Regions from separate parts of the Homo sapiens genome. Here region 2 is linked to region 1. The links are chromatin loops, found by intact Hi-C in ENCODE. Cell type or tissue: CD14-positive monocyte. All regions are shown on one strand. Links, peaks and the distances in the headings refer to the core of each region. The heading gives the core; the rest is flanking DNA. Region 1 holds the start of LOC105374928 (a long non-coding RNA gene). Region 2 overlaps LOC105374928 (a long non-coding RNA gene).

Region 1 (16,397 bases), core at 3,254-11,253:
TGCCCGCCACCACACCCGGCTAATTGTTTGTATTTTAAGTAGAGACGGGGTTTCACTGTGTTAGTCAGGATGGTCTCGATCTCCTGACCTTGTGATCCGCCTGCCTCAGCCTCTCAACCATTTGTCTTTTCTTTCCTCTTCCTTTCTCCCACCATTGGCATACCTTTGCCCCAAGGCTCCCAAATGCTGTGTGTGTTTACCCTTCTTTCCTCCCTGGTGCCAGTATCCTGGCTTGGACCTATCTCACTTCTGCCTAAGGGATGATCATCATGTTTGAACCAGCTCATTGTCAGCCAGGAAACCCATGGTTTAGTGGCCATTTTTCTCTGCTATGAAACTTCTGGTCATTTGAAACATGCAGGACAGGGTACAGCAAAAAGAACAGAGAGTAGTTGGTGGTCAAGTTCACAATGCCCATTAATTCATTCATGTATTCATTCAGCAAACATTCATTAAACAGTATCTGCCAGGAATTGAGACATAGAAAAAACACATAATTGTTGCATAGTAGAAAGGCTATAAATGTCTAAAGGTAAGAATCCCCTGTATCATCTTCATGCCTCTGTCCCTGATATTTAACTCTCTCCTTAAATATCACAAGGTGGGCACTCAATAAATATTTGTAAAATAAAAGAATGAACTCATATCTTGGCAGAAAATACAGGTATGTAAAGGACTGTAATAAAGTGGGATGACCATTCATTCAACAAATATTGATTGAACGTCTACTAAGTGCTAAGTACTACGTCAAGCCAGACAGATGCAGTCCTTGGTCTTAAGAAGTTCACAGTTAAACATTTGCATTGTAAGTATTAAAGCTGTGATGAGTGATGTGAAAAAGGCCAAGGCCTAGAGAGCATGTAACAAGATGTTTGCCTGGCACATGTGAAAGCCCAGTACCCCCCAAAAATGTCAGATTACATTTCAAAAATGGAAAGATTGATAGAGTTGAAACATTTTAAATGAGGGAAAAGAAAGAGTAGGAAAAGATGAGGTTAGAAAGAAAGCAAAGATTGGATTCCCAGGGTAAATGAGGAATGCAGGGCTTATCTCAAGAACAATGAGAAGCTTTTCTAAGGTTTTAAGCAGAAGCAAGGTATGGTAAGTTTTAAATTTCATAAAGTCACTCTGCCTTGAGGACAAAGAATGTCAGGAGATCAAGAGTGTATGCTGGGTTCGGTGGCTCACGCCTGTAATCCCAGCATTTTGGGAGGCCGAGGTGGGCGGGTCACCTGAGGTCAGGAGTTCGAGACCAGCCTGGCCAACATGGTGAAACCCCTCCTCTACTAAAAATACAAAAAATTAGCCTGGTGTGGTGGTGGGCACCTGTAATCCCAGCTACTCGGGAGGCTGAGGCAGGAGAATCACTTGAACCCAGAAGGCAGAGGTTGCAGTGAGCCCAGATTGCGCCATTGCACTCCAGCTTGGGCAACAAAAGCAAAACTCCATCTCAAAAACAAAAAAAAGAGTGGACAGTTGGAGACCAGTTAGGATGCTACTGCAGTAATCTAGGTGTGGAGTGACGTTGTTTTGAACTACAAGGGCAATATTGCAGACAGAAAGAAGTGGACTGATCCTAAATATATCTTGGATGTAGAATTGATAGACCTTGATAATTGGATGGTGGGTGGGCTAGGCAATAACAGCAGGGAGAGGGACTGTCAAGCATAACTCTTAAGTATCTTGGCTTGAGAAATTTCATGAATGTTTATGTCATTTTTTGGCATTTAAAATACTGGGGAACAATCGTGTTTTTGGATAAACATTATTGATTAAGTTGTGGATACTGTCAACTTAAGATACCTGTGAAAGACCTAGATGGAAATGTTGAATAGTTTAAATGATATTAATTAGGTGACTGCCTGACCCAATATTATTCCTCTAGTAATTATGGGTGTTCATATGGCCCAATTCAAATCAATCAGAATATCATCATGCCCAGAACACAATGACTGATTCCTAGAAAAGCCATATGAGCCTCACTGGACCAATCTAATTACTTCTCTTAATCTGAATGGGGAGAACAGATTTTTATACTCCGGTTGCAGAGCTGTGACCCTGTAAGTTCAGAGCTGTTGATGAACATGTCACCTCTGTGGGGATGATGTTGGATTGAAAAAATGAGGGTACCATACAGAGAAAGAAGAGGCAGAAGAAAAGACTACTGAGAATATAGGCATTCCCTTGTTTCTGTCCCTGGCTTGGTTACATGAGCTGAGTTGGTATTTGTCTATTAATACATTTCTTTCTCTGTCTCTGTCTCTCTTTCTCTTTCTCTCTCTGTGTCTCTGACTCTGCTTTATTTTAGCTAGTTCTCAGTGGTATTTTATCATTTATAATCATTCATGATGATGCTAGCAATTTAAGTATGCAGTTGGATTTGCAATTTCTCTTACTCAGAAAGAGATTAACTGTAGACATGTTGTTGAAAGTTGTAGATATTGATTTAGAATTTGAAGCCAGGGAGTGAATTAGATCACCAAGAAAGAAAGAGGAGAACTGAGGTATAAACTCTAAGAATTCTAACACTAAAGTTTCAGGAGAGGTGGATGAATTCTCAAGGAAATTGGAAGAAATGCCTCAAGTCATTGGAGGAAAACCAATAGATTGTGGTGTGTAAGAAGCCAAGGGTGTTTTAAAGATGTGGTGGTCAACTGTATAGAATCTTCAAGACAGGGAAAAAGTGCAGTAAGAACTGGCAATCAGCCATTGGATTGGGTAGTGCAGAAGTCATTGCTGCATTTTCCAAGAATAATTTCAGCAGAGTGGAGGGGTCAGAAGCCAGTTGGAGTGAATTGAAAAGGAAATGGAAGTGGGAAAGTAAAGCCTGAATATGGAAACAATTCTTTTAAGGATTTTAGCTGTGAAGGGGAGACTATGGAAAGGATGGCAACTGGAGAGGGAGCTCCAGAAAGGATATTGTTTACTTTTTTTTTCTTTTGGATGAGAGGGACTAAAACCAAATTATATTTAAAGATCTATTAGATCTTTAAATCTAATAGAGGGACTAAAACCAAATTATATTTGGTTTAAATCTTTAAATCTAATAGATGGACTAAAACCCAATTATATTTAAAGATCTATTAGATCTTTAAATCTAACAGAGGGACTAAAAACCAAATTATATTTAAAGATCTATTAGAACACACAGGAAGGAGCAGCTAACTCTGCCTAGGTGAGTAGAGAAAGATTTCCTCAAGGAAGCTGGGTCTTAAATGGCAAGTAAAGCTGGCAAGTAAACATTTCCTCAAGGAAGCTGGGTCTTAAACGGCAAGTAAAAATGGCAAGGAAGCTGGGTCTTAAATGGCAAGTAAAAACTTTCAATAAAAGAAGGCATTGGCCGGGTGCAGCGGCTCACGTCTGTAATCCCAGCACTTTGGGAGGCCGATGCAGGTGGATCACCTGAGGTCAGGAGTTTGAGACCAGCCTGGCCAACACGGTGAAACCCTGTCTCTACTAAAAATACAAAAATTAGCCAGGTGTTATGGTGGACGCCTGTAATCCCAGATACTCAAGAGGCTGAGGCAGGACAATCGCTTGAACCAGGAAGGTGGAGGTTACAATGAGCCGAGATTGCACCACTGTACTACAGCCTGGACAACAGAGCAAGACTCCATCTAAAAAAAAAAAAAAAAAAAAGGCGTTGCATAGAAAAGGAAGATTGTATGCAAAGACACAGTGGTGTGTTTGGGGGATGTTCAATAGGTCAGGGCATGAAAAACTTTAGCTCTGGACCTTGTTAGGGAGAAAGAAAAATGCCACAAGGCTTTTTGTACCTTTTATCTTTGTTCTTAACTTCATCTTTAAAATAATTAGATCAGGCCTGATTATGTTTAAGGTCTACTCCACTATTAAAATCCATAGTGACTGTTTCGTTAGATTGATAATACTCCCAGAAATGAATAATCCACTGCAGATGTTTCCTGAAATTATGCTCTATAATGTGTGGTGAGAGGCTCCTAGGAAGTTGGAGGCTCAGCCTAAAGTGGCCCACTTAGAAAAAAAAATTGTGAAGCATATTTGAAGTTTATTGTGTTTTATCTTAAAAGATCATGTACATCCTATTTCTGAATAGATCTGGCAGGATTTTCTTAATAAAGTGTTTTATTATTATTCACTGATGTCCCGGGAAGATAGGCCAGCCTCAGCCTTTAGATTTAATTATTTCCTGGTAGCTACTTACATAAACTCTGAGTAACAATGAAAGTCCATGCCTGGAACCTATTTTCTACTCTGAGTCTTCTCACTTGCCCACTCACTGCCAGCTTCACAGAGGCACAGTCTGAGCACCAGCTCTCTGCAGAAGTGAAATACAGTGGAACGTGGGGATGAGAAGAGGAGAGCAGCAAGAGTAGTTTCACTGGGTTAACTGATCTGTATCAACGTCCTGGGCTGGAGAGAATCAAGTAATGGCATGATGAGCCTTAGCATCTTAGCTGCTCACATATCACATTATTCACATCCACTTGGCTATATGAATTTTCTTTATAAAATAATATGAGAGGCCAGGCATGGTGGCTCATGCCAGTAATCCTAGCACTTTGTGAGGCCAAGGCGGGCAGATTGCCTGAGCTCAGGAGTTCGAGACCAGCCTGGGCAACGTGGTGAAACCCTGTCTCTACTAAAATACAAAAAAAATTAGCCGGGCATGGTGGTGGGCACCTGTAGTCCCAGCTACTCGGGAGGCTGAGGCAAGACAATTGCTTGAAACTGGGAGGTGGAAGTTGCAGTGAGCCGAGATTGAGCCACTGCACTTCAGCCTGGGCAACAGAGCAAGACTCTGGTCTCCAAAAAAAAAAGAATATGAGATATAAAATCCACATCATATTGCCTGAAAGAAAATCGCAACACACATTAATTAGATTCTTGGCAAAAGACTGAAAAAAATGTCCCAGAACTGTTGAAGCAAGTTATTTTTAGACAACTTTACTCTAAAATATGTTGGTTCCTCTGAATGAGTTCACAGCGTATACTGCATACCCCTTTGGTCTGATCCTCTTGAACAAAAACACCTCCATTTTTCCTTTTTATTACATAATAAAATAAAATGAGCAGTCTCCCAGCGCCATCCCAGAAGTACTCCTCCACTGAATGCTCTTTTTTTGTTGGCTTCTATCTACACATTTGCCTTCCTGTGAACCCTTTGCCCTACTTTTGTAACCTAAAGACATTAATAGAAACTTAAGTTCTTTCCACCATTCATTTTGTTTTTTGGTTGTCCCCATTTTTAACTCATGAGGTCACTCTGTGTTTCATCAGATTTCCTACACTGCAGCCTTCTGCTATTTTTCTACTAGAACAGCCGAGGACTAACACTTTATATGGCATTGCAAGGGAAGAAGGATTAAGCCATTGGTAGTTGCAGAGATCTGACTTGGTGATAAGAGATCTGCCAGTGATTAGAGACCCCACCTAGTTGGTCTTAAAATGGAATTAGTCCAGATGGTGCCAATGGGAATTAAGGGACTGCATGGTCCCAGAGCAAACACAATACCTGTCTTTTGGATGCTCTTAATCTCAGGGGCAAAGGAGGGAAATGGGGCTTTCAGAGGCTGAGCCACACATTCCCCCGTGATTATAGTGGTAAATACTTGTGATTTAAAGTGACTGTTTATCAGATACTAGAAATGTCTTTTAAATCCTTAAAGGAGTATAAAGGTCTGTTTGAGAGTCACGTGTTATGGAAATTAACAGGAGTTTTAAAGTCATTTATACATATTTCTGAGACTGCATCTACAAAGGTTTTCAATAATCTTCATTAAATATATATCTTTGGGACGAAACACAAGATTCATCTAGAAAACATGACTTGCGGATAAATATGTTTTCTTTGTGTACCTTTTTTGCTTACAGAACCTCTTCTATGTATAGCTGGACAAATTTCAGGCGCTATATGCAAATAGGCATACCAAGAGTGCTTACTTCTTTGTTTCCAGTTTCCTAGAATTTGGCATCAGAGTTAAAGTAGATTCTTGGTAAATGTACTGTTTTTAGGTACTAGGAAAATCAGAGGCTGTCTGTACTCACAAGGTTTTTCCCCTTAAATTTGTCCTTATCAACTTGTCTGATGACAGGAGGGGCATGGTGGCTCATGCCTGTAATCCCAGCATTTTGGGAGGCTGAAAAGGGAGGATTACTTGAGTCCAGGAGTTTGAGAACAGCCTGGGCATCATAGCAAGACTCTATTCTACCAAAAAATAATTTTTAAAAATTGTCTGATAACAGATCAATGTCCAGTCTTCAGCTTTAAGCTCAAATCTTTGGTGAAATGCACATAATCTGACTGAAATATTTTTTTGTATTGTTATTCATTATACTTTAATGTAAATGAACATTCTCAGAGACTTTGACAAGGAGTGGAGAGGAAAGCTCAGGGGACTGAGTTGCTGTGGGTGATAATGAGGAAAGCATCTCTGAGAGTGAAAATGAATACATCCTGACAGCTTAGTTCAACAGTTATTCATGGGGTGGCCTTGCTCTCGTTCATGAAACTAGTGCATTTCCTTCAAAGGGGAGGAGCTTCCAAACTTTAACATGCTATGTGTGCAAATAGGAATGGAATATATAGTGTCATGGAATCTAAGTCCAGCTGCCATTTTTGGAGGCTCCCTCTTGTGGGCATGCACCCATCTATGTCAATGTGGGCAAATCAAACTTGCCGCCATTAAGAAGTCTTAGACGCGTGCATATAATGCACGTTCTTCATGGTCAACTTTCTTACTGCTGGATGACAGAATTGACTTTTGAGGCTGAATGATGCCAAAATTTCTTGTCACATTACAGAGTTTGCATGTAGTTTTCCTTTCTTTCGATATCTTTGGTTTTGGTGTCAGGTAATACTGGTCTTATAGAAGAAAGCCTCTCATCTTTTATTTTTTGGAAAAGTTTACGAAGGGTTGGCATTCTTCTTTAAATGTTTGGTAGAATTCACCAGTGAAGCCACTTGCACCTGGGCTTTTCATTGTGAAAAGTTTTTGTTGTTGTTGTTAATTTTTATTACTATATGTGTAAGGAAAAAGAAAGATTAGTGGTTGCCTAGTGACCTCTAGGTAGTGACTAATTGCCTAGTGATTTCTAGGAGAAGCTCAGGGTTTCTTTTTGGGGTGATGAACATATTCTATAATTAGATTGTGGTAAGGTTGTGTAATTATGTGAATATACTAAAAATCACTGAATTGTTCACTTTAAATGAGCGAACTAGTATGTGAATTATATTTTTGTGAAGTCATTTAAAAAACAGGTATTGATTCTTTTCATCCTCTCTACTGCTTCTCTTGTTTCTATATTATTAATTTCTGCTTTCTTAAAACTTCTTTAGATTGCTCTTTCTTAAACTTAATTATATTTACTTTATTAATTAATTTAATTAAAATTACATGTTTACCTTTAAGAAGCACTTACAGCTAACATTTTTATAGGTAGTACTTTTATTCTGTTGTAAATATTTTTTAATTCTGTCATAAATGTCTATGTCCCTAAAATCATAGGCTTAAAATACGTAGGTATTTGAATATTTTGCAACATTTACTGTGATTTCCCTTTTTGTCCTCATGAGTTACCTAAGAAGACATGTCAAAAGTTTTCCAGATATGTTTGTGTTTCCTATCTCTTAGTGAATTTCAATTTTTGTTACCATGTGTACTTATCTTTACTCTTACTAATGCATTATGTCTGAAATTCTATTTTGTCTAATACTGATATTGTTACACAAAATTTCTTTGCTTATGTTAAAATAAAAACTTTAGACTAATTAAATTTGGCAGACTTTATTTGAGCAAAGAAAGATTCATGAATCAGGAAGCATTCAAGCCAGAAGGGGTTCAGAGAGCTCTGCCTAGCAATGCAAGCAGCAAGCTTTTACAGGCTGAACACAGAAGCAAAGTAGAGAAATCACCTGATTGGTTACAGGTAAACTTCAACTTTATTTGAACCTGGTGTGATGTGGCACTTTCCTGTTTGGGCATGGCATAATGAGTTGGCTGCCTGTGATTGGCTGAAACTCAGCTATTTGTTGAACTCCTAAATTAAGTTTCAGTTTGTTTACGCACTAAGTTAGGTTGCAGTTTGTTATGTAGGAATTCAAAGAATCAACACAGCCTCAGGCTAATGGCCTTCTACTTATTTAACAATTATTAATTGCAAGTTTTCACTTTTCCCATTACTTTCAATCTTTCTGTCTGATTGTGCTGGAGATTTTTAGTGTTTCTTATAGACATCAACTAGCTAGCTTACAAAGCTCTATCTGTTAGTTTCTGTCATTTATCAGATGCATTTAATTCATTTTCACTGTCATAATCACTGATATATTTGCATTTATTTCTACTACCCTATTTTCCTTTTACTATCCATTTTTATTGGATTTAAAAAATGTATTTCCATGCCTTCTTTTGGATAAAGCTGTTTTTTAATAATATCCTTCATGAATATTACCCCCCACTGTTGGCTTGGAAGCATTTCTATCATTTTAAGGTATTTCAATTACCATCTCTAATCTTCAACTATAATATTTTTCCTAACATCTAAATTTATTGAGAAAATTCCTGAATGTTACAAAACCCCTGGGTATATTTAACTACCTATTAAATAACTACCTCCTAGAGATTTTAAAGATTTCCCAAAATTGCTAAACTAGCTTTTAAAATTGTCAACATTAAATTAATAAACCGACAATTTGTTAATATTGTGTTTACCACTCTTTCTTGTATCCTATGTGCCTTCCCTCTGGGTCGACTTTTCTTTTTGCTTAAATATATCCTTTAATATTTGTGCTCATGAGCATCAATTAATGGTAAACTCTCTAGGCTCTTTAAGAGTCTAAAGGTCTAAAGTTGCCTTTGTCTTTTTTTTTTTTTTTTTTTTTTGAGATGGAGTCTCACTCTGTTGCCCAGGCTGGAGTGCACTGCTGTGGTCTCGGTTCACTGCAACCTCTGCCTCCCAAGTTCAAGCGATGCTCCTGCCTCAGCCTCCTGCGTAGATGGGACTACAGGCACGTGCCACCACCCCCAGCTCATTTTTTGTATTTTTAGTAGACACAGGTTTCCTCCGTATTAGCCAGTACGGTCTCAATCTCCCAACCTTATGATCCACCCCACCTCAGCATCCCAAACTGATGGGATTACAGGTGTGAGCCACCCCACCTGGCCTATTTCTTCTCATTTTTTAAATCATAGTTGGGGAATAAAACTTTAGTCTGAGTTAATTTTACTGAACATTTTGAGCATGATTCTTTCCTGAAATCCTCTGGTGACTGAAATCAGTGGGTTCTTGGTCTCCCTAACTTAAAGGGTAAAGCCGCAAACCCTTGCAGTGAGTGTTACAGTTCTTAAAGGTTGTGGGTCTGGAGTTTGTTCCTTCAGCTGTTCAGACAGGTTCAGGGTTTTTTCCTTCTGGTGGGTTCGTGGTCTTGCTGGCTTCAAGAGTTAAACTGCATACCTTCCTGATGAGTGTTATAGCTCTTAAGGTGATGTGTCTGGAGTTGTTCATTACCCTTTCACGGTCTTGCTGGCTTCAAGAGTGAAACTACAGACCTTTGCAGTGACTGTTACAGCTCACAAGAGCAGTGCAATGCTGACCCAAAGAATCAACAACATCAAGATTTATTTTAAAGAACCAAAAAACAAAGCTTACACAGAGTACAAGCACACCCAACCAAATTGCCACTGCCGGGCTGGAGCAGCCTGCTTTTATTCCCTTCTTTGGCCCCACCCACATCCTGCTGATTGGCCCATTTTACAGAGAGCTGATTGGTCTGTTTTGACAGGGTGCTGATTGGTGCATTTACAATCCCTGAGCTAGACACAGAGTGCTGATTGGTGCGTTTACAATCCTTTAGCTAAACACAAAAGTTCTCCAAGTCCCTACTAGATTAGCTAGACACAGAGCATTGATTGGTGCATTTACGAACATTGAGCTAGACACAGAGTGCTGATTGGTGCATTTACAATCCGTTAGGTAGACACAAAAGTTCTCCAAGTCTCCACCAGATTAGCTAGACACAGAGTGCTGATTGGTGCATATACAATCCTCCAGCTAGACATGAAAGTTTTTCAAGTCAGGACTTGACTCAAGAGCCCAACTGGCTTTGCCTAGGCTCCACCTAGTGGATCCCTTGGCCGGGTCACGGGCGCAGCTGCCTACCACTGCCGCACCGCACCTGCGCTTCTCAGCCCTTGGGCGGTCAGTGGGACCCGGCGCCACGGAGCAGGGGGCGGTGCCCGTTGCGGAGGCTCGGGCCGCGCGGGAGCCCACCATGGGGGGGGCTCGGGAATGGCGGGCTGCAGGCCCCGAGCCCTGCCCCTCTGGGAGGCGGCTGAAACCCGGTGAGAATTCGAGCGTGGCGCGGGTGGGCCAGCAGTGTTTGGGGACCCGGAGCACTCTCCACAGCTGCTGGTCCAGGTGCTAAGTCCCTCACTGCCCAGCACCTGCAGCGCCGACCGGCCGCTCTTGAGTGCGGGGCCTGCAGAGCCCACGCCCACCCGGAACTCGCGCTGGCCCGTGAGCGCCGTGCCGCAGCCCCGGTTCCCGCCCGCGCCTCTCCCTCCACACTTCGCCGCAAGCAGAGGGAGCCGGCTCCGGCCTCAGCTGGCCCAGAGAGGGGCTCCCTCAGTGCAGTGGCGAGCTGAAGGGCTCCTCAAGGGCGGCTGGAGTGGACGCTGAGGCCGAGGAGACGCCAAGAGCAAACGAGGGCTGCTAGTACATTGTCACCTCTCACTGGTAACTACAGTTGCTGTCAGTTTAACTGTAAGTCCTTTGTAAGTAACCTGTCTTTTTATGTCTAGTAGCTTTGAAGGGTTTCCCTCTCTATTTGTTTTCAATGATTTCTAGTTTCACTACATATATTATCTTGTACAATTACCATCTATACCTCTGGGTGCTTGGACTTTGCTCTGAAGACTCGTCTTCACCTCTGGAAAAGCATCAGCAAATACCTCTTCAAATATTGCCTTTCTACCTTTTTGGAAATTCTGTTAGCCGTGTGTAAGTCAGATCTTTCGTTTATCCTCCAAGTCCTTTATTTTGTTATTTTTTTCTCTTTGTCTCTGTGATGCGTTCCAGTGAAATCCTCAGTAGTATCTTGTAGTGCCCTTGTACTTTCTATACAATCTCTCTACCAAGATTTTTTCCAATAAATTTGTTTTTTTGTGTTTAAATTTTTTACATTTTTTAGATCTACCTGTTTTGCTTAATTTATTCTTATTTTTGTTTGCCAATTTTATATCTTATTTTCAGTGGATATTATTTAACTTCTCTTTTATTACCTTAAATGTGCCTATTTAAAAGCCTTTGTCAGACTATTCTTGTACTTTAGTCAAAGGCGGCTTCTTCTTGGTGATTTATATTGGCTTTGCATAGCATTTCTTTATCTTGGTACTATGGTTTCTAGGCTCATTTTAAGAAACAGTTAAGCCTTTTTGGTTTTTGTTTTTCTTCTCTCCTACTCTTTCCTCTCTAGTTTTGTGATAGCCTCCACCTAGCTTCCTGGGGCTCCTTAACCAAAACATGTCTTATGTTGCAGATTTGAACTTCATATAATTTAAGGATTATGACCTCAAAGATTATGATATCAAAGACTAAGGCTTATGGCCAATTTGGTCATAGAACCAGCAGTCAGTTTCAGATCCTGGAAATGAGGCTGTTTTATTTCCTACCAAGGAGGCAATATTCCCAGGAAACAATTAGCAGAAACTTCCCAAGACTTTTCTGTTTCCTTGTTTAAATTAGGGGGATTTCTATCCCAATCTCTGGCTTGATTCCTGTTGCCATTTTATGTAGAGTAATTTTAATTACCATTACTTCAGATGAGCCAAATTCCCAGATGTCTTTGCTTGCTTCCTGCCCCAGAAGTAGGCCCAGAGATTTGTGTATACACTACTGACTGCCTTGTTTTCCGGTCCAGGTGCCTGGTGTGGTTCATAGAAATTTTTGTCTTGCTTTAAACCTGCTTATATCATTTTACTTATTCGTATTTTCCTGTCATTGTTCTTGTTTGAAGCAGAGTTGGGTATATAAGGCATGTACTTACTAATATAATCTTGATGCCTCCTTAGATGAGTCTTCTGTAAATATAACATACAAATTCCTTTAAAATTCCTTGGGGCCAACTGAATTAAACACTTTCTTTGTTGAGATGTTAGCAAGATGGTGGAATAAGACTTTGCAATACTTGTCCCCAAATAGAAACTTCAATCTGAATAACTATCCACGCACAAAAATACCTTCACAAAAGCTAAGAAAACCAGGTGACAGATAACAGCACCTATTCTGTGTGTAGCACAGAAATAAGAAAAGACTCGTTGAAGAGAGTAGGAAGGACAGTTTTACATTACCTGCATCATCCATCCCCCAACACCAGGCAACACAGCATAGAGAGAAATACCCTCTGCTTGAAGAAAGGAGAGGGGAGTGAGCACTGGACTTTGTCTTGAACCCCAACACCAGGCCTACACCAGTAAAACCCAGTACTGGGCAGGTCCGACAGCCCCAGACTTTAAGCTGGTACCTGAGGATGGAGTCTCCATTCCTGCCTCAATACCAGCAAGATCCTGCAGCCTCAAGCTCCAGGCTGTTCGGTGAACTTGATCCTTGGCCCTGCTCTACCACCAGGCTTACTCTAACAGTCGCAGGCTCTAGATTGGTCCCAGTGTCAGTGGCCCCAGTGGCCCCAAGGTTTGGGTCTGCCCCAGAGCCAGGCCAGCCCTCATAGACTGAGTCTCCAGGCCTTCCCTAGAACCAGGACTCGCCAGTCCCATAGTCCCAGGTTTCAGGCCCACTCAACACCAGGCCAGCTTGAGGTTCCAGGTTAGCTCAGAGCCACGTTGGTCCACACAGCTCCAGGCTTCAAGCCCACCTCAACACCAGATTGACACGTCTGGCCCCAAGTGCCAGGCCAGCACCCATGGACACAGGTTCCAGGCTTGCCCAGTGTCAGGCTGGTCTCTGAAACTCCACCCTCTAGGCTGGCCTATGCAGCTCCATACTCCATCAGACACAGGGTCCAGACTCATTCAGTAAACCTCAGTGCTGGCTGGTTCCCACAACCTCAGACTCCAGACCAGATCCTGTGGCTCCAGGCACAGGCCAATAACTGCAATTCCAGGCTCTATACCTGCCCCAGCACATGGCCAGCCAGCTCCAGGCTCCAAGCTGGTCCCCTGGGTCTGCTCCAGCAAACCCAGGTTCCAGGATACACTACAGATCCAGGCTCCAAAACAGCTCCCATAGGCCCAGGATCCAGGTTTGTTCACATGGACTGAGGCTCCAGTCTTGCCCCAGCACTAGGCCAGACCCTGTGGACTCAGGTTCTAGTGGTCTCAGGCACCAGGCTCATCCCAGCACTTGGATGGCCCCTCCATACTCAGGCTCAAGGTCTACCCCAGTGCCAGGTCAGCCACAGGGGACCCAGGCTTCAAGTCAGGACCCCACAGATACAGGCTGCAGGCCCACCCTTGCAGATCCAGGCTACAAGTACATCCTCTCAGACTCAGTCAACAGGTATATTACATTGGCTACAGGCTCCAGACCTAACCTGGACCCAGGCATTAGGCCCACCTACCTGCTGATCCAGGTACCAGGCCAGCTTGCCCAAGGATTCCAAAAGCAAGCCTACCTGTGGACCATGACAGATGGCATTCCTAGAATCTCTGAGGGGACTGACTGGTGAAGGGATTTCCCAGACAAAGCCAGTCTGCAAAGAATAAGTAGGAGATAACCTACTTCTCCAAATGCACAGACACCAATGTACAACCACAAGGATCAAAAACAATCAGGGAAATGTCACCACCTAAAGAACTAAGTAAAGCACCAGTAACCAACCTTAAAGAAATGGAGATGTATGAAATGGGTGACAAAGAATTCCAAATAATGGTCTTAAGGAAGTTTAACAGACTTCAAGAAAACAGAACAAAAATCAGGAGAACAATAAATGACCAACATAAGAGATTAAAATCATTTAAAAAATATCAAACATAGATTCTTTAGTTGAAAAAAGAATGAAATTAAAAATGCAAAAAAAAAAGTCAACAGCAGAATTGATCAAGCAGAAGAAAGACTCAGAATTGATCAAGCAAAATCAAAGACAGATTACTTTAAAATACACAGAGGATAAAATGCAATGAAAAGGAATGAAGAAAGCTTATGAGATTTTTGGGACAGCATCAAAAGAGCAAATATTTAAGTTTTAGGAGTTCAAGAAGGAGAAAAGACAAAGGGGTAGAAAGTTTATTTAAAGCAAAGTTTATAGCAGAAAACTTTCCAAACCTGGAGAAAAAGGTAAATATCCAAGTATGGGAAGGTCAAAAGTTCTCTAATTCAATTCTACCTAAACAAGACTACAGCAAAACATAATAAAATTGTCAAAAATCAAAGACAGGATCCTGAAAGCAGCAAGAGAAAAAAAAAAAATCACATAGGGCATTTCAGTAAGGCTAGCAGCAAATTTCTTACTAGAAATCTTATAGGTCAGAAGAGGGTGGCATAATATATTCCAAGTGCTGAAGGAAAAAAAAAGCTGCCAATCAAGAATACTGTACCCTGCACAGCTAGCCTTCAGAAATGACAGAGATATAAAAACTTTCCCAGACAAACAAAAACTGAGGGAGTTTGTCACCACAAGAACTATCTTATAAGAAACGCTAAAAGGAGCTCTTCAAACTGAAAGAAAAGAACACTAGTGACAGAAAAACATTTTAATGTATAAAAGTCACTGGTAAAAAAAATACAGTAAAATTCAGAATACTCTAATACTGTAGTGCTGGTATGTAAATCACATATCTTTTGTATGAAGTTAAAAGACAAAACTATTAAAAATAATGGTTACAATAATTTAAGTAATATGCAATATAAAAAGACGTAAATTGTCACATCAAAAACATTAAATGGAGAAGGGTGGAGCAAAAGTGTGGTGCTATTGTTTGAAATCAAAATGAAGTTGTTATCAGCTTAAAATAGCCTATTAAAACTAAAAGATGTTATATGTGAGCCTCATGGTGACCACAAAGCAAAAACCTATAGTAGATACACAAAAGATAAAATGTAAGAAATCAAAAATACTACTAGAGAAAAATAATCTAATCACAAAGGAAGACAGCAAGACAGGAAGAAAAGAACAAAAGATTATTACATTAACAACCAGAAATAATCGACAAAATGACAGTAGTAAGTCCTTGCCTATCAGTAATTATCTTGAATGTAAATGGATTAAATTCTCCTATCAAATGATAGGAGAGTGGTTAATGGGCAAAGAAATAAGACTGAATTGTATGCTGCCTACAATAAACTAACTTGACCTTTAAGGACAGACATAGACTGAAAGTGAAGGGATAGAAAAAGATAAAAAAGATATTTAATGCAAATGGAAACCAAAAGAGAGCTGGAGGGTAGCCATGCTTGTATCAGACAAAATAATGCTTTACGTCAAAAACATTTTGTGCTTTCTTAAGCTTTAGAGCAGCCTTGTCCAATAGAAATATAATGCCAGCCACATATGTACTTTTAAATTTTCTAGTAGCTATACTAAAAATATAAAAAAGGTAAAATTAACTTTAACAATAGATTTTATTTAACCCAATATGTTCAACATATTATTCCAAAATGTAATTCATATGAAAATTAGTAAGGTGTTTTTGATTTTTTTATAGTAAGTGTTTGAAATCTGGTGTGCATTTTACACTTACAGCAAGTTTCAATTCATAGCAGCCGCACTTCAAATGCTTCACAGGTACATGTGGCTAGTAGCTTTCAAATTAGATTGTACAGATTTAGGAGAGTTTATAAAATGATAGTAAATTAAATCACTACCACCACTTTGGGTTTTATTGCACCATTTTGTTCCCAGAATTTCATTAAGTAATTAAGACATACAGAGCAAAATTTAAATGGCCTCAAAAGCTGTGTCTTCCTCTATATTATAATTACAATGCTAATATATTTGAAGAACTCACCTTAACTTCTCTCTTTGAAGCAGGGAAAGATTGTGAAGTCTTATGTGTACAAATTTATAATAGAAACAAGACCATTGATATTATCAATTCTGAAAAACTGGTTTCTGTAAAATCAAGTTTTAGTTTTACCCAGGTGACATGAAATGAGAATATAAGATTTGAAATAATCATTACATTAATTACTTACTAAGTTAATTATATATTTAAATTGTATTTACTACCAAAAAAACACTTGGAAAGGCTGGAAGGAGTTAGAAGGGAGTCAGCAGTGTAAAACATGACGGAATTTTGTGGGTGTGTATAAAATTATTTTCAGTTGAGGTTCATTTTCAAAGCCTCCCCCTACTGCAGACAAAGGATATTTGGTTTTACTGAATGTTTTCATTAAGATTTTGATACACTGTTTACAGTCTGACATCCCAAGTGTCTCAGGCAGCTAGGTAGATCTGTTTGGATGCA
Region 2 (16,397 bases), core at 4,517-12,516, 49 kb after region 1:
AAAACAAGTCCTTAGAGACCTAGAAAGACACTTAGACTCCCACACAATAATAATGGGAGACTTTAACACCCCACTGTCAATATTAGACAGATCAATGAGACAGAAGGTTAACAAGGATATCCAGGTGAACTCAGCTCTGCACCAAGTAGACCTAATAGACATCTACACAACTCTCCACCCCAAATCAACAGAATATACATTCTTCTCAGCACCACATCGCACTTATTCTAAAATTGACCACATAGTTGGAAGTAAAGCACTCCTCAGCAAATGTAAAAGAACAGAAATCACAACAAACTCTCTCTCAGACTACAGTGCAATCAAATTAGAACTCAAGATTAATAAACCCACTCAAAACCACACAACTACATGGAAAGTGAACAACTGCTCCTGAATGACTACTGGGTACATAACGAAATGAAGTCAGACATAAAGATGTTCTTTGAAACTAATGAGAACAAAGACACAACATACCAGAATCTCTGGGACACATTTAGAGCAGTGTGTAGAGGGAAATTTATAGCACTAAATGCCCACAAGAGAAAGCAGGAAAGATCTAAAATTGACACCCTAACATCACAATTAAAGGAACTAGAGAAGCAAGAGCAAACACATTCAAAAGCTAGCAGAAGGCAAGAAATAACTAAGATCAGAGCAGAACTGAAGGAGATAGAGACACAAAAAATCCTTCAAAAAAATCAATGAATCCAGGAGCTGGTTTTTTGAAAAGATTAACAAAATAGATAGACCGCTAGCAAGATGAATAAAGAAGAAAAGAGAGAAGAATCAAATAGATGCAATAAAAAATGATAAAGGGGATATCACCACCAATCCCACAGAAATACAAACTACCATCAGAGAATACTATAAACACCTCTCTGCAAATAAACTAGAAAATCTAGAAGAAATGGATAAATTCCTCGACACATACACCCTCCCAAGACTAAACCAGGAAGAAGTTGAATCTCTGAATAGACCAATAACAGGCTCTGAAATTGAGGCAATAATTAATAGCCTACCACCAAAAAAAGTCCAGGACCAGATGGATTCACAGCCAAATTCTACCAGAGGTAGAAAGAGGAGCTGGTACCATTCCTTCTGAAACTAATCCAGTCAATAGAAAAAGAGGGAATCCTACCTAACTCATTTTATGAGGCCAGCGTCATCCTGATACCAAAGCCTGGCAGAGACACAACAAAAAAAGAGAATTTTAGACTACTATCCCTGATGAATATAGATGTGAAAATCCTCAAAAAAATACTGGCAAACTGAATCCAGCAGCACATCAAAAAGCTTATCCAACAAAATCAAGTTGGATTCATCCCTGGGATGCAAGGCTGGTTCAACATATGCAAATCAGTAAACATAATCCATCACATAAACAGAACCAAGACAAAAACTACATGACTATCTCAATAGATGCCGAAAAGGCTTTTGGCAAAATTTAACAGCACTTCAGCTAAAAACTCTCAATAAACTAGGTATTGATGGAACATATCTCAAAACAATAGGAGCTATTTATGACAAACCCACAGCCAATATCATACTGAATGGACAAAAACTGGAAGCATTCCCTTTGAAAACTGGCACAAGACAAGGATGCCTTCTCTCACCACTCCTACATAGTGTTGGAAGTTCTGGCCAGGGCAATCAGGCAAGAGAAAGAAATAAAGGGTACTTCTTTAGGAAAAGAGGAAGTCAAATTGTCCCTGTTTGCAGATGACATGATTGTATATATAGAAAACCCCATCATCTCAGCCCAAAATCTCCTTAAGCTGATAAGCAACTTCAGCAAAGTCTCAGGTACAAAATCAATGTGCAAAAATCACAAGCATTCCTATACACCAATAACAGAGAGTCAAATCACTAGTGAACTCCCATTCACAATTGTTACAAAGAGAATAAAATACCATGGAATCCAACTTGCAAGGGATGTGAAGGACCTCTTCAAGGAGAACTACAAACCACTGCTCAACAAAATAAAGGAGGACGCAATCAAATGAAAGAACATTCTATGCTCATGGATAGGAAGAATCAATATCATGAAAATGGCCATACTGCCCAAGGTAATTTATAGATTCAATGCCATCCCCATCAAGCTACCAATGACTTACTTTCTTCACAGAATTGGAAACAACGACTTTAAAGTTCATATGAAACCAAAAAGGAGCCCACATTGCCAAGACAATCCTAAGCAAAAAGGACAAAGCTGGAGGCATCACACTACCTGACTTCAAACTATACTACAAGGCTACAGTAACCAAAACAGCATGGTACTGGTACCAAAACAGATGTATAGACCAATGGAACAGAACAGAGACCTCAGAAATAACACCACACATCTACAACCATCTGATCTTTGACAAACCTGACAAAAACAAGCAATGGGGAAAGGATTGCCTATTTAATAAATGGTGCTGGGAAAACTGGTTAGCCATATGTAGAAAGCTGAAACTGGATCCCTTCTTTACACCTTATACAAAAATTAATTCAAGATGGATTAAAGACTTAAATGTTAGACCTAAAACCATAAAAACCCTAGAAGAAAACCTAGGCAATACCATTCAGGACATAGGCATGGGCAAAGACTTCATGACTGAAACACCAAAAGCAATGGCAACAAAAGCCAAAATAGACAAATGGGATCTAATTAAACTAAGGAGCTTCTGCGCGGCAAAAGAAATTACCATCAGAGTGAACAGGCAACCTACAGAATGTGAGAAAATTTTTGCAATCTACCCATCTGACAAAGGGCTGATATCCAGAATCAACAGACTTAAACAAATTTACAAGAAATAAACGACCCCATCAAAAAGTGGGCAAAGGATATGAACAGACACTTCTCAAAAGAAGACATTTATGCAGCCAACAGACACATAAAAAATGCTCAAAATCACTGGTCATCAGAGAAATGCAAATCAAAACCACACTGAGATACCATCTCACACCAGTTAGAATGACAATCATTAAAAAGTCAGGAAACAACAGATGCTGGAGAGGATGTAGAGAAATAGGAAAGGTTTTACACTGTTGGTGGGAGTGTAAACTAATTCAACCATTGTGGAAGACTGTGGCAATTCCTCAAGGATCTAAAACTAGAAATATCATTTGACCCAGCAATCCCATTACTGGGTATATGCCCAAAGGATTATAAATCATGCTACTATAAAGACATATGCACACGTATGTCTATTGCGGCACTATTCACAATAGCAAAAACTTGGAACCAACCCAAATGTCCATCAATGATAGACTAGATTAAGAAAATGTGGCACATATACACCATGGAATACTATGCAGCCATAAAAAAGCATGAGTTCATGTCCTTTGCAAGGACATGGATGCAGCTGGAAACCATCATTCTGAGCAAACTGTCACAAGAACAGAAAACTAAACACCGCATGTTCTCACTCATAGGTGGGAATTGAACAATGAGCACACTTGGACACAGGGTGGGGAACATCACACCCGGGGGGCCTGTCGTGGGGTCGGGGGGAAGGGGAGGGATAGCATTAGGAAAAATACCTAACGTAAATGACGGGTTACTGGGTGCAGCAAACCAACATGGCACATGTATACCTACGTAACAAACCTGCACGTTGTGCACATGTACCCTAAAACTTAAAGTATATATATAAAAAATACTATTCAGTAGGATTTTATTAATTCTGTATGTTAAGAATATGCTGTATGCATTAACTTTTCATTTACTGAGCAAAAGTTTTTTGATTTTGGTATTTGGTTAATAAATGAACAATAATTTTATTCTATAATGTTCAGAATATTTTAGAATTCATTTGGTGTTGTCGAGCAAAAAATTTATGAAAGGATATAGCTCATTTATTTTTCTTTTCAATTATATTTCATGAAGTTCAAGTGTGAAGGTATAGTTTGTGCTCATCAATTAATATATCCTGTCATGCCTAAAAATGTTGGATTTATACTTTTCTATAGTCCTAATATTTAACTTGAAAATCTTCTTGGGGACTTCTTTTAAGTTCAGTGTTTCTAAGAAGTTCTTAGTTTGTTAATTTTTTTCCAAGCTGATTTAGAAACTTTTTGAATGCATCTTAAAATTTTTTGAAGAAATACATTTTTTCTTTGTGTGCTATAAAGTACTCCAGTACTCCTTTAGAATACGTGTATGAGGTAACAGAACTAACATCTTTGTGGAAACTGCTTTTCTTGTGTAGTTACCTTATTGCGCCTATTGTGTCTGGGAGAAGTCACTGATTTTTCTGGATATTCTCCAAATGTCTTTACCAGTGTTTAGCATTATAATAGGAGTCAAGTCTTTTTTTTTTCCACTATAATTTCAGATCGTGAATGTACTCCAGAATAAATATAGTACATAGTTTGTCTTTGCAATGCAAAACCTCAGTCATGTGCCTCCCCACCCCTCCTGGGGGTTAATATTAGGAATTAGAATAAGTCAATGAAATATGGGAACATATTTCATGATCTCACTCATGGCCTGCTTGAGAGGGCCTGAAATAACTACTGAGTAAAAAATAATATTAATCTTAATTGAATTTTCCTAAAGTTAATTGTGATAATGGTTATTTTTCTACTAGGTAAATCAACTGCTTTTTTGAGAATAAATGCCTAAATGAAATCCTGCTTATTTCAATCTATTTAATGCATCTTTAACCTTGAATCAGCATTAGAGTTGTGGCTGTTTTTATTATTATAATTTAACCTCAGTTTTAATATCATATTTAGATTAACTATTTAACAGCTGAACTTGTAATAGCTGTGCATGTTGAGGGCCGCTTCCTGCTAATACCTTTGATTTTCTGTCTGGGGACTTCCTTTTTGACCACTGGGGCATGAATGCCCTGCTCATACAAAGGCTAAGCCAGGAGTGCAGGGGAATTAACTTCAGAAACAGCTCACAAGCAGTGTTAAGGGGGAAGCTAGTAATGACTATCACAGTTTTCTCACCCCTTCATCTGATTAACTTTGAGGCATATTCTACCTCAGTACTTTACAAACTTTATCATTTGGGGATCCTGTTAAAAATTCACATCCTGATTCAGTGGATTTGTGGTAGAGCTTCAGATGATGATGATGATGATGATGATGATGATGATGATGATGATGATGGTCCGCTTTGAGTAGCAGGCTCTACACTGTCTCTCAGAATTCCCCAGTGGAATTCAGCTTCATTTGCCCTCAGTGGTAACTTTCTTGATTATTCTCCTTTGGTTGGTTTTCTTCTCTTGCCTGTTTCTCACTTCTCTATTCCCCTACTAGTGTTTCCTACTTGCATGTGAATTCTTATTTCAGGTTGCTTCTGGGGTAACCCAAGCCAAGAATATGCATCTATCTATTTATCTATCTGCTCACCTATCCATCCATCTATTCATCTACATCTATCCATCCATCCATCCATCCATCCATCCATCCATCCATCCATCCATCCATCCATTTACCTATCTATCTAGCTATGTAATGCATTCATCTATCTTCTATTTATCTATTTATGTAATCTATTTATCTATCTTATCTATCATGTGTCTAATATATTCATTTATCCACCTATCTATTCATCTACCTAATCTATTCATCTATGTATCTACTATTTATCTAATCTATTCATCTATCCATCTATCTAATCTGTCTACCTACTTACCTACCTATCTGGAACATAGCAACAGAGCACAGCCTCTTAAAAAATCCAGTAAATTGAAGAGCTGAAAGAGAAAGAATGAAGACATACTGGAGGGGGTGGAAAGGAAAAGTTGATGACTACCACCTAAAGGGACTTTTTCTTCCTCCTTGTGTCATTTTCAACAGGATGTGGTATCATGGAGCTCTGGTGAAAGAAGAGACTAGGCAGTTAGCTATGGCTACATAAATGGGACAGCTCCAGAAGTCCATGGAGGGATCCCCTTTCTACTAGGAAAGATGGGCAAGGACTTTATGCCTGATTCTATTATTCAGGGCACATTGCTGACAGGGTTGGCCAGTGAGGCCATAGAGAGAAGGCAGGCCAAATGCTAATCTTGGAAAGGACGGAAATCAGCATAAGCAGAGAGACACAGGGTGAAGTGGTAGCGGAGAGCGGATGCCACAGTGTGTGGGCTTGTGGGTCAGCCCTATTAAAGGGAGGAAATCAGTAAATGGGCTTGCAGATGGTTACCCAAGATTTCTTCATGACTTTGTGCAGCCTGTACAATGTATGCTCCTTATCTTGTGGGAGTGTAATTGAGAGCCCTGGACTTCCTCAGCTCAGATCCCAACTCTGCCACCTCCTGGTTATGCTACCTTAGCATGTGTATTCAACCTCTTTAAGCATCGGTCTTCCCATCTATGTAGTGGGGACAGTAATTCCTATTTCATGGGATTGTCATAAAAATTAAATGAGATATTTTGTACAAAGTGCTGCCTTTATTACAGCTGGAGGATAAGAGAGCAGCCCTGATACTGTAAATATTCCCAAGAATGATGAGGAAATGACGGTGGACCTTTTACTTGATTCCAGCGTTATGAACACACACACACATACACACACAGATATAAGCACACATATGTTTAATAGCATATAGGTAGAAAGCCACAGGAGCGGTAATACCCTGATTATGTAAATCAACCCCAGCTCTAACAGCTAAAAAACCCTACTGCTGCTCTTAGCTATGCATGAAATCACCCCCATGAAACTTCTTTGAATAAAGCAAACATCTGTTCTTGGTGGAATGCAAAAGAGAAACTTTATTTGAAGTTCCTGCTTCCCCTTCTCATTAAAAGTATTTCGAGCACTATTAAAATAGTTTCTGCCAAGAGCACTTTTTGTGCTCTTCAGTTTCTTAGGTTCACTGGCCTGAGAACCAGCATTCAGCATTCTTAGTCCCACCATAGCTGGGAGTCTGGGGTCTGGGAAAGGGATAGAGTCAGTTTGTTTTTGCCATCAAGACCCTCTGATCGCCTCAGATGGTCTCACCTGCTATTGCTTCTTTCCCGTCCTGACAGGTTGATATTCTGGAAGCAAGATCTTGGAAGGCCAAGGACAGGTCATTTCTTAGGACTGTGCAAAAGAGAATCAGTCTTTACAGTAAGCTATTTGATTCTAGTAGTTCTTTCATCTCAGTCTTTTGAAAGCAACTTCCCCTCTTTAACCAACACCTGCCATGGCCTCTTCATGAGCCGAAGAAGGTGAGTGCTGATGGAAATCCCAGATGTGGCCAAAACTCCCCAGCAGCAGACAGGTCAAAGGTCTTTTGTACCCTTTCCCGTAACGGGTGGCACTTGATCTTCAGAGTGGCTTACACTGTTCAAGAGGGTTTGAATCATAAGACATTTGGGGTTAAAAAAAAAAACCTGTCATTTTGCATTTTGATTTTTGTAGAGCCAACTACAACGTATTTGAAAATTGTGTTCTTGAAATAAGCCTGTAATAGTAGGTGTCAAAAGTATCAGAGATAAAATGTCTACTCTTTTAGTGGCGTAAGTTGTCGTTGTTTCAAATTACATTTCCTTGTACTATATGATGGATGTACTATGCACACACACTTTATCACACACGTGTGTGTGTGGGAGTGGAAATGTGTAGGTAGTCAGAGAGGGAAGAATAAAGAATTCATGCTAATGTCTAAATAAATGAATTAATTAGTGAAATAAATAGATTCCTGTTTACACTATACTACAATTTTTAAGGATAACCAGTTGTTAATTAATACACTGGACTTGAAGGAGACTCATTTGTGTTGAAACATGAAATGTTTGTCCTCTCTCCTTCTCCCTCCCACCTGGAAAACATGAAAGATCTGCAACTCACACATACTAGTGTAATTTAAACACACTTTGAAAGAATTGATAGGCTGGGCGTTGTGGCTCACGCCTGTAATCCCAGCACTTTGGGAGGCTGAGGCAGGCGGATCACGAGGTCAGGAGATCCAGACCATCCTGGCTAACACAGTGAAACCCCGTCTCTACTAAAAATACAAAAGAATTAGCCAGGCGTGGTGGCAGGCACCTGTAGTCCCAGCTACTCGGGAGGCTGAGGCAGGAGAATGGTGTGAACCCGGGAGGCAGAGCTTGCAGTGAGCCGAGATTGCGCCACTGCACTTCAGCCTGGGAGACAGCGAGACTCGGTCTCAAAAAAAAAAAAAAAGAATTGATAGGCAGCAATTCTAACCTAAAGGGTTCATATTGAAACCACTGATCATAGATATCTGAATAGGTCCTAATTAATGAGAGAGTGCAACCATTTTCTGCTTGAGGGAATTGCCCATGTTCCAGACTGCAGACTTGACATTCACATGCCATGAGAAAACATGGATTCAAATACAGAGACCCTAGGCTATTTCCTGGAGCTCCAACGATGTCATCAGAAACAAAAATGTTCCATTTGACAACCATGAGATTTGACACTATTGACCTACATGGAAGTTTTTAACACTGCCACTCATTCTGCCATGTGTAAAGGGGTTCAGCAGGGTGACCTCAGGGATGCATACATGCATTTTCTCCACACGTCCTCCTTAATTCAAGGATCATATCTGTGGCTCCCCTAGCAAAGAATCAAAGGCCAAAGGTGGGTGGCCCAGACTCTTTCTCGTACTGGGGAACACAGGCAACAGCTGCGGCATATCACTGAGCTTGGCTGCTGACAGGGAAAAGCATTGATAATTTCATCAGATCTCACAGATCAGAAACAACAGAATACCCTCCCGCTAATTGGTGGCCACCGTGACCGCTATAGTTGGTTTGATTGAAATCAGTATTTAAATGATATTTTTAAATTGTGGTGAAATACACGTAACATAAAATTTACCATCTTAACCATTTTTTTAGTGTATAGTTCAGTCGTGTTAAGTATGTTTACAGTGTTGTGCAACCAATTCCAGAACTGTTTCATCTTGCAGAACTGAAACTCAATGCCCATTAAGCAATTCCCATTTCCCACTCTCCACAGCCCCTGGCAACTGCAATTCAACTTTCTCTCTCTACAAATTTGGCTACTTTAGGTACCTCACGTAAGCGGAATCATACAGTGTTTGTTCTTTTGTGACTGACTTATTTCACTAAGCATTTTGCTCTCAAGGTGCATCCATGTTGTAGCGTGTGTCAGAATTTCCATTCTTTTTAAGGCAGAATAATATTCCATTGTATAAATATACCACACGTTTATCCATTTACTTGTCAATGGATACTTGGGTTTCTTCCACCTTTTGGCGATTGTGAATGATGCTGCTATGAGTGGGGGCGTAGAATCAGTGTATTTAATTCTAACACTAAAAGGCTCATATTCCGTTGCATGACTAACCCACTCTATGATCCTCAGGAAGTCATGTGTTTTGTAGAGAGCATACAGTTGTTCTAATTCAGGGATCCCTTTGGATCCATGATACTCATTAATATAGCTGAGTGGAGTTAGAGAATCTGTAGGCATGGAGCAGAAAGAAAGCTTAGCCAGTCTAAAAGTTGATGTAAATTTAAATCTTGGACTCCTTAGCACTAAATTTTCATTGCCCAGACTGTTCCAGCCAAGATTCACTGAGTGGATATTACCCAAAAGTTCCACCCTTATTGATAAAACAGTCATGGCTAACACTTGCATAGTGTTTAAAATGTTCTAGACCCCATTTTTAAGCTACGTACACTATCATCATCATAACTGTTTTACAGATGGGAAAATGAGTCTGGGTAGTTAAGTCCCTTGCCTAGTGTATGCAGTTAGTCGGGGCTGGTGTTTGAATGCAGGTAGTTTCACTCCAAAGTTCACGCACTTCACCATGATACTGTGGACATACATGGATAGATGTATATGGGAAAGTATATGATTGGGTGTTTTGGCAATCAGCAATAAGAGGAGACACATTAGAACTCCAAATCAATATTGTTAAAGAATGGTGCAACACACGTATGTTTATTGCGGCACTATTCACAATAGCAAAGACTTGGAACCAACCCAAATGTCCAACAATGATAGACTGGATTAAGAAAATGTGGCACATATACACCATGGAATATTATGCAGCCATAAAAAATGAGTTCAGGTCCTTTGTAGGGACATGGATGAAACTGGAAATCATCATTCTCAGTAAACTATCGCAAGGACAAAAAACCAAGCACTGCATGTTCTCACTCATAGGTGGGAATTGAACAATGAGAACACATGGACGCAGGAAGGGGAACATCACACTCTGGGGACTGTTGTGGGGTGGGGGGAGGGGGGAGGGATAGCATTAGGAGATATACCTAATGCTAAATGACGAGTTAATGGGTGCAACACACCAGCATGGCACATGTATACATATGTAACTAACCTGCACATTGTGCACATGTACCCTAAAACTTAAAGTATAATAATAATAAAATTTAAAAAAAAATGGTGCAACAGCATAAAATAGAAAGTCCTCTGGTTTTCAAGTTGCACACAACTAATTGGAATCCCAGCTCGGCCAGCAGCTATTTGATAACACTGACCAAGTTTTTATCCTCTTGGCTTCAGTTTCCTTATGTGAAAATGAGAATAATAACATCCACTTAACTCAGTTGTGGAAAATTAAGAAAATAATGTTGTCAAGTGCTTAGCTTATAGTAGGTACTCAATAAATGTTAGTTCTCTTCACTCTTTTGGGGCAAGAGAAGAATGTGATCTCAAAAAACAGAAATATGTTGGCTGGGTGTGGTGGCTCATGCTTGTAATCCCAGCACTTTGGGAGGCCAAGGCAGGCAGATCACGAGGTCAGGAGATGACACCATCCTGGCCAACATGGTGAAACTCTGTCTCTACTAAAAATACAAAAATTAGCTGTGCATGGTGGCTCGTGCCTATAATCCCAGCTACTCGGGAGGCTGAGGCAGGAGGATCACCTGAACCAGGGAATAGGAAGTTGCAGTGAGCTGAGATCGCGCCATTGCACTCCAGCCTGGTGACAGAGCGAGATTCCGCCTCAAAAAAACAAAAACAAAAAAACAAAACAGAAATATGTTTTCATAAAGGCATATGTTGCATAAACACTTTTTTAAATGATTGCCATTAAATATGAACACTTATACCACTTTATTTTTCTTGTGTACACGGAACTTAACATTTTAATTGCCTCCTCTCTTGTGTTCTGCCAGAATCTGTTCACAAATGCAAGAGACACGTGATGTTGGAAACCTAACAACAGGTCCTAGTAAAATCAACCTTGTATTTTCTTCAAGTGGAGAAAGAGCTTTAAATGACAAGATAGGGACTTTGTTAATGGGCTAAATCTACGTTGTCTTTTCCTTGCCCTAGAATTCCATGCCTTTGAATATTTGTCATAAGTCAGCAAGGGAAGTGCTGTCTCTCAGGCTTCACCCAAGGTCATTGTTATGTTTTAGCAGCCACATAATCAAAGTCTTGCCTTTTCTTTTTATTTTTAAAAAATAGTGTAACAATCTAATCAATAGAAAATGCTATAAGTACATTTTTTTGATAAAATAATACTCACATGGAAGCTTAGATATTATTTGTCCAGTTAGATAAGTTGATTCAATAATAACCACACTTGTTAGGATAGTGTTGCACAAGGAAAAATGTCTTCCCATTGCCCCAGTACTCTTTGCTTTGAAGATATACACAGTAAGCCACCAAAGGGCCAATGTGAGATGCACAGAAATTCAGATCTGCCACTTTTTTTTTTTGAGACGGGTTCTGGCTCTGTTCCCCCAGGCTGGAGTGCAGTGGCACAATCTCAGCTCACTGCAACCTCCACCTCCCGGGTTCAAGCAATTCTTCTGCCTCAGCCTCCTGAGTAGCTGGGATTACAGGCACGCACCACCATGCCCAGCTAATTTTTATATTTTTGGTAGAGACGGGGTTTCACCGTGTTAGCCAGGATGGTCTCTATCTCCTGAACTCGTGATCTGCCCGCCTCGGCCTCCCAAAGTGCTGGGATTACAGGCGTGAGCCACTGCGCCCAGCCCAGATCTGCCACTCTTAAAAGGAAGGTAGAGAAGAAGTTTCTTCATAGAGATTGAAGGATAGCATATATCTTTATGTGGAGACTTACATCTCCATACATGTATAGACAACAAATATTTCCATGTTGTTTCTCACTATTACCCCTCTTTTCTTTGTAATGTTTTTCTTTGAGCAAAAAGTTTAACTCTTTAATTTGTTTCCTCTGTATGATGTTTAGGGATTGATTTCCATTAAATATCAAAAGAATGGCAAGTTCAAACAAGCTTAAGAAGCTATGGAACTGTCTGTAAGATGGATTCTATTTTCCATTTGTGCACGAAATACCTTGTTATCCACATTATTTGAAGTTCTAGCCTACAGAGAGATAAGGACATTTGATTGAGTGTGAAAGGTAGGAATGGAAGTGTGGGTTGTTTAACCTTATTGGACTCTGTTGTTGATTTCCAGATGGCAAAATGCATGTCCAGCCTCCAGTGACGCTGCATGGAGGGTTGGTGCTTTACTGAATGAAAGTGTTAACTGGAAAAACTTCCCTTACCTGGAAACAGATGAAGTCCTATAACTTTTAAGACCTGGCTCTTTTTGCGTATTATGGTAGTTTGTGCTTTCTGATATCTTTTCTTTCTTTCTTTCTCTTTCTTCCTTTCTTTCTTTTTTTGAGACGGAGTCTTGCTCTGTTGCCAGGCTGGAGTGCAGTGGCATGATCTCGGCTCACTGCAACCTCTGCCTCCCAGGTTCAAGTGATTCTTCTGCCTCAGCCTCCCAAGTAGCTGGGACTACAAGAGTGTGCCACCATGCCTAGCTAATTTTTTTTGTATTTTTGGTAGACACGGGGTTTTACCATGTTGGCCAGGAGGGTGTTGATCTCTTGACCCAGTGATCCGCCGGCCTCGGCCTCCCAAAAGTGCTGGGATTACAGGCATGAGCCACCACGCCCGGCCCTGATTATCTTTTCTTGAACAATCATATCCCTTCTTTGGAGTGACTGGATGTCTGCTGTCAACATTTACATCAAATCATATTTTTCCCTTAGGCCAACCCTGCCCACAATCACTCTTGAACTATTAGGTTACTGCTATAAAACACTATTCACAAATTTTAAAAGGTAATTACTGTTTGCATCTTTAAGTTCTCAGGAACAATTTTGTTGGTTATTCTGCACCTTATAATATTAGTCTATTCCCATTTTAGAGACAAAACTAAGCATGAGATAGGATAGTGACTGGTTGAGAAGTTAGCAGTGAATTGTGGTTCAAGGTGAGAATTCACAGACTTTGGTCCACTGAGCCATGTTTCCCATGCTTACATGTCTGTGAAACAGCTGCAGCTGAAACTCTGAGAAATATTCTCTGCAAAGTGGAATATTTTAAAAGAACCAAGATCTCCTTCCCCTCTTCTCTTCATACAAGAATCTGCCCCATTTCTCATAGCTATTCACCCTCCTTGGTTTGAGCACCCTGGGACAGCAACTCATTGTAGATCCAGTATCTCCATTTGACAAAAGGTGCTTCTCCCAGTAGGGAAAGCCCCTAAAAATCTACTTCTTGGGCTTTGACATTGGCCAGTATTTTGGGACAAGGGTTTTCAGAAATAATTTTTCAAAGGGGAAATGTTGCATTCCTTAGCTAGATTATTGAACTGGAAGTTCGTGAGCCTTGTCCCTATAATTTATAAATCGGTTTAGTCCTTTGCATCTCAAGGTGTCATCTCTTTGCTTTTAACCTCTGTCATTTTTTCCTTTCTTTTCCCCTTGTTGTCTTCTTTCTCTCTGTATATGTTTCTATCATTTTTTTTCTTTATCTCATGTTTATATTTCTCTCTGGGCTGTTTTTCTATGTTTTGTCTTTGTACTTCTTTCCTTGCTCTTATTTACCTTTTGCCATAATTTCAGTGAATGTTTATTGGACACCTATTTCAAACTAAGGAGTGGGCTGAATACTAAAGAGATAGAATGAAAGTCTTTGCCCTTCAAGAAAATCAGCACTCTTGTAAAACCTGTTGCCTCTCTTAATTAACCATGATAGAAAACTGAGTTATCTTTCCTGGCTTTGTCTTATGTTTCTCACAGTTAACTGAAAAAGAGAAAGAAAATTAAATATGTTATATTTCCTATTGCAAAGAAAAAAAAGATCATCTAAGTGGGTTTGTTTTTTTACCTTTTTTTGACACCCAGTTGATTTTATATATTTTACACCAATGGGCCTTGGCTGAAAACAACATAATGAAACAGTGTATTCATCTCCACCTGATTCTTTTTCCTCTGGCATGAAAACAAAAATGTTAGGCCAGCGCGGTGTCTCATGCTTGTAATCCCAGCACTTTGGGAGGCCAAGATGGGTGGATCACATGAGGTCAGGAGTTCGAGACCAGCCTGACCAACATGATGAAACCCTGTCTCTACTGAAAATACAAAATTAGTTGCGCATGCTGGCACATGCCTGTGATCCCAGCTACCTGGGAGGCTGAAGCAGGAGAATTGCTTGAACCTGGGAGACGGAGGTTGCAGTGAGCCAAGATCGCGCCATTGCACTCCAGCCTGGGCAACAAGAGCGAGACTCTGTCTCAATTAAACAAAAACAACAAACAAACAAAATGCTAATAATATGGGTCAGGTTCTCTGAGATCCTATTGGTTCATCTCTCATCAGTAAGCAATGAAGCAGTGCCTTATGGTTGGCTTACATGCAGACACTTCCAGTCTTTCACGTAGTGAATTGCGTGAGACTAACAGTGCTCAGCCTCGGGCTTGCCTCAGAGCCACCTGGAGGGCTTGTTAAAGCACCTGTTTCTGGGCCCCACCCCTAGAGTTTCTGATTCAGCAAGTCCAGGCAGGGGCCTGAGAATCTGCATTTCTTACAACTTCCTGAGTGATGCTGATGTTGCTGCTTCTGGGACTAAATAGTTCAGAGACAATTTTGCGGGTAGGGTTTTGGTGGCAGATCTATTCACTTATCCTCATTTTTTTTTTTTGTTCAGAATAGTGAATCTTTGATGTAGCTTGAATGTTTGTCCCCTCCAAGTCTCATGTTGACATGTGATCCCCAGTGTTGCAGGTGGGGCCTGGTGGGAGGTGTTTGGGTCATGAGGTGGATTCCTCGGGACAGTTTGATGCCATTCTGACAAGATGGAGTGAGTTCTTACTCTTGGCTCCTGCAAGATCTGGTTGTTAAGTCTGCTGCCTCCTTCCCCTCTCTTTGGCCTCCTCCTCTCTTGTCCTGTGACTTATTTTCTCCCCCTTCACCTTCCACCATGAGTAGAAACTTCATGAGGACTTCACCAGAAGCTGAGCAGATGCTGGTACCGTGCTTCCTGTATAACCTGCAGAACCATGAGCCAAATAAATCTCTTTTCTTTATGAATTACCCAGCCCCAGGCATTCCATTATAGCAATGCAAATGGACTAAGACAACCTTTAAAAAAACTAATAAATAAAAATATCATTTAATACACTATTCTTTATTTTCCTATGAGTGAAGAGCATAAACATTATTCTCAAGAGTCTCAGAACTTCCAGCCTTGGCCAAGATACAAAGGGCAGGGGACCCTTCTTTAGATGCTACTTGGTGTTTGCACACCTCTCTCAGCTGTGTCAGACATTGCTAAGGAGCTTTGTAGTCAACTCTGGCAATATTGTTTTTTTAAGCCAAGGAGCAAAAACATGAGCATGGCTCAATATTAAATGTTGACTTTAAAGTCCTCCTGCTCTTACTGTTTTTGTAATTTAAAGAAATCTAATCCCTTCATATGGCCCTGCTGTGCCTCTCCCTGGCATCATATTTGTTTGGGCTTTGGAGTCAACATTAATACAATGATTTAAAGGAAAAAGAAAACAGCAACCTTAAAAGCCGGGGTTTCTTTTAGACCCAGGCCATGGACAGGCCAACCGTATGGGTGTGGATGTAGGACATCTGCATGTTTCTGCGAAGAGCACATGTGTGAGGGAGAAATGGGGAGCACTGGGGCCACCCAACTTATGAAACAGAGAAAGGCTTTACTGCTTAAAAACCTTAAGGATCAGGTCGGCAGGTGGCTTGGGTGACACAGGAAAGAATTTGGGGATTTAAAAAACCTACAAATGATGTTTATTTTTTATTTTTATTTTTTGAGGTAGAATTTTGCTGTTTTGCCCAGGCTGGAGTGAAGTGGTATCATCTTGGCTCACTGCAACCTCCGCCCACCCAGGTTCAAGCTATTCTCCTGCCTCAGCCTTCTGAGTAGCTGGGATTATAGGCACCCACTGCCACACCTGGCTAATTTTTGTATTTTTAGTAGAGACGGGGTTTCACCACGTTGGCCAGGCTGGTCTCGAACTCCTGACCTCAGGTGATTCACCCGCCTCAGCTTCCCAAAGTACTAGGATTACAGGTGTAAGCCACTGCACACGGCCTACAAATGATGTTTAAATGTTATTTAATACATTGAAGTCTCCAAGAAGACAGTTTTATTAACTCTCTGATTTTCAATTCACTCCAGTAATAGTGAACTTTTGCTTCTCA

Evidence for each region. A loop is a pair of places that touch in the nucleus more often than their neighbours do. Peaks named below come from ENCODE experiments on the same cell type or tissue, not always from the same donor. Only the 100,000 strongest peaks of a DNase experiment are listed, where the experiment ranks them.
Region 2: a loop joins it to region 1, with 2.9 times the contacts of the local background. A loop is called at or near these places in 5 of 110 quality-filtered maps.

Annotation. Positions count from the first base shown.
Region 1 is chr6:11,406,840-11,423,236 of GRCh38, forward strand. LOC105374928 (a long non-coding RNA gene) reads left to right here and starts at 10,524. Exons shown (of 5, transcript NR_187824.1): 1 at 10,524-10,740. LOC105374929 (a long non-coding RNA gene) reads left to right here and starts at 10,780. Exons shown (of 3, transcript XR_926485.3): 1 at 10,780-10,977. In CD14-positive monocyte, for the core only: CTCF peaks have their summits at 6,724 and 10,235; DNase peaks (open chromatin) are centred at 7,082, 7,542 and 7,862; H3K27ac peaks cover 1,710 bases.
Region 2 is chr6:11,454,313-11,470,709 of GRCh38, forward strand. The region is part of intron 1 of LOC105374928 (a long non-coding RNA gene); the gene reads left to right. Among named protein-coding and RNA genes, the nearest start is that of TMEM170B, 75 kb to the right of the region's middle. RefSeq lists an enhancer at 5,910-6,099. In CD14-positive monocyte, for the core only: no CTCF peak of the experiment used is centred there; DNase peaks (open chromatin) are centred at 5,779, 6,199, 8,869, 9,289 and 1 weaker place; H3K4me3 peaks cover 3,424 bases; H3K27ac peaks cover 4,380 bases.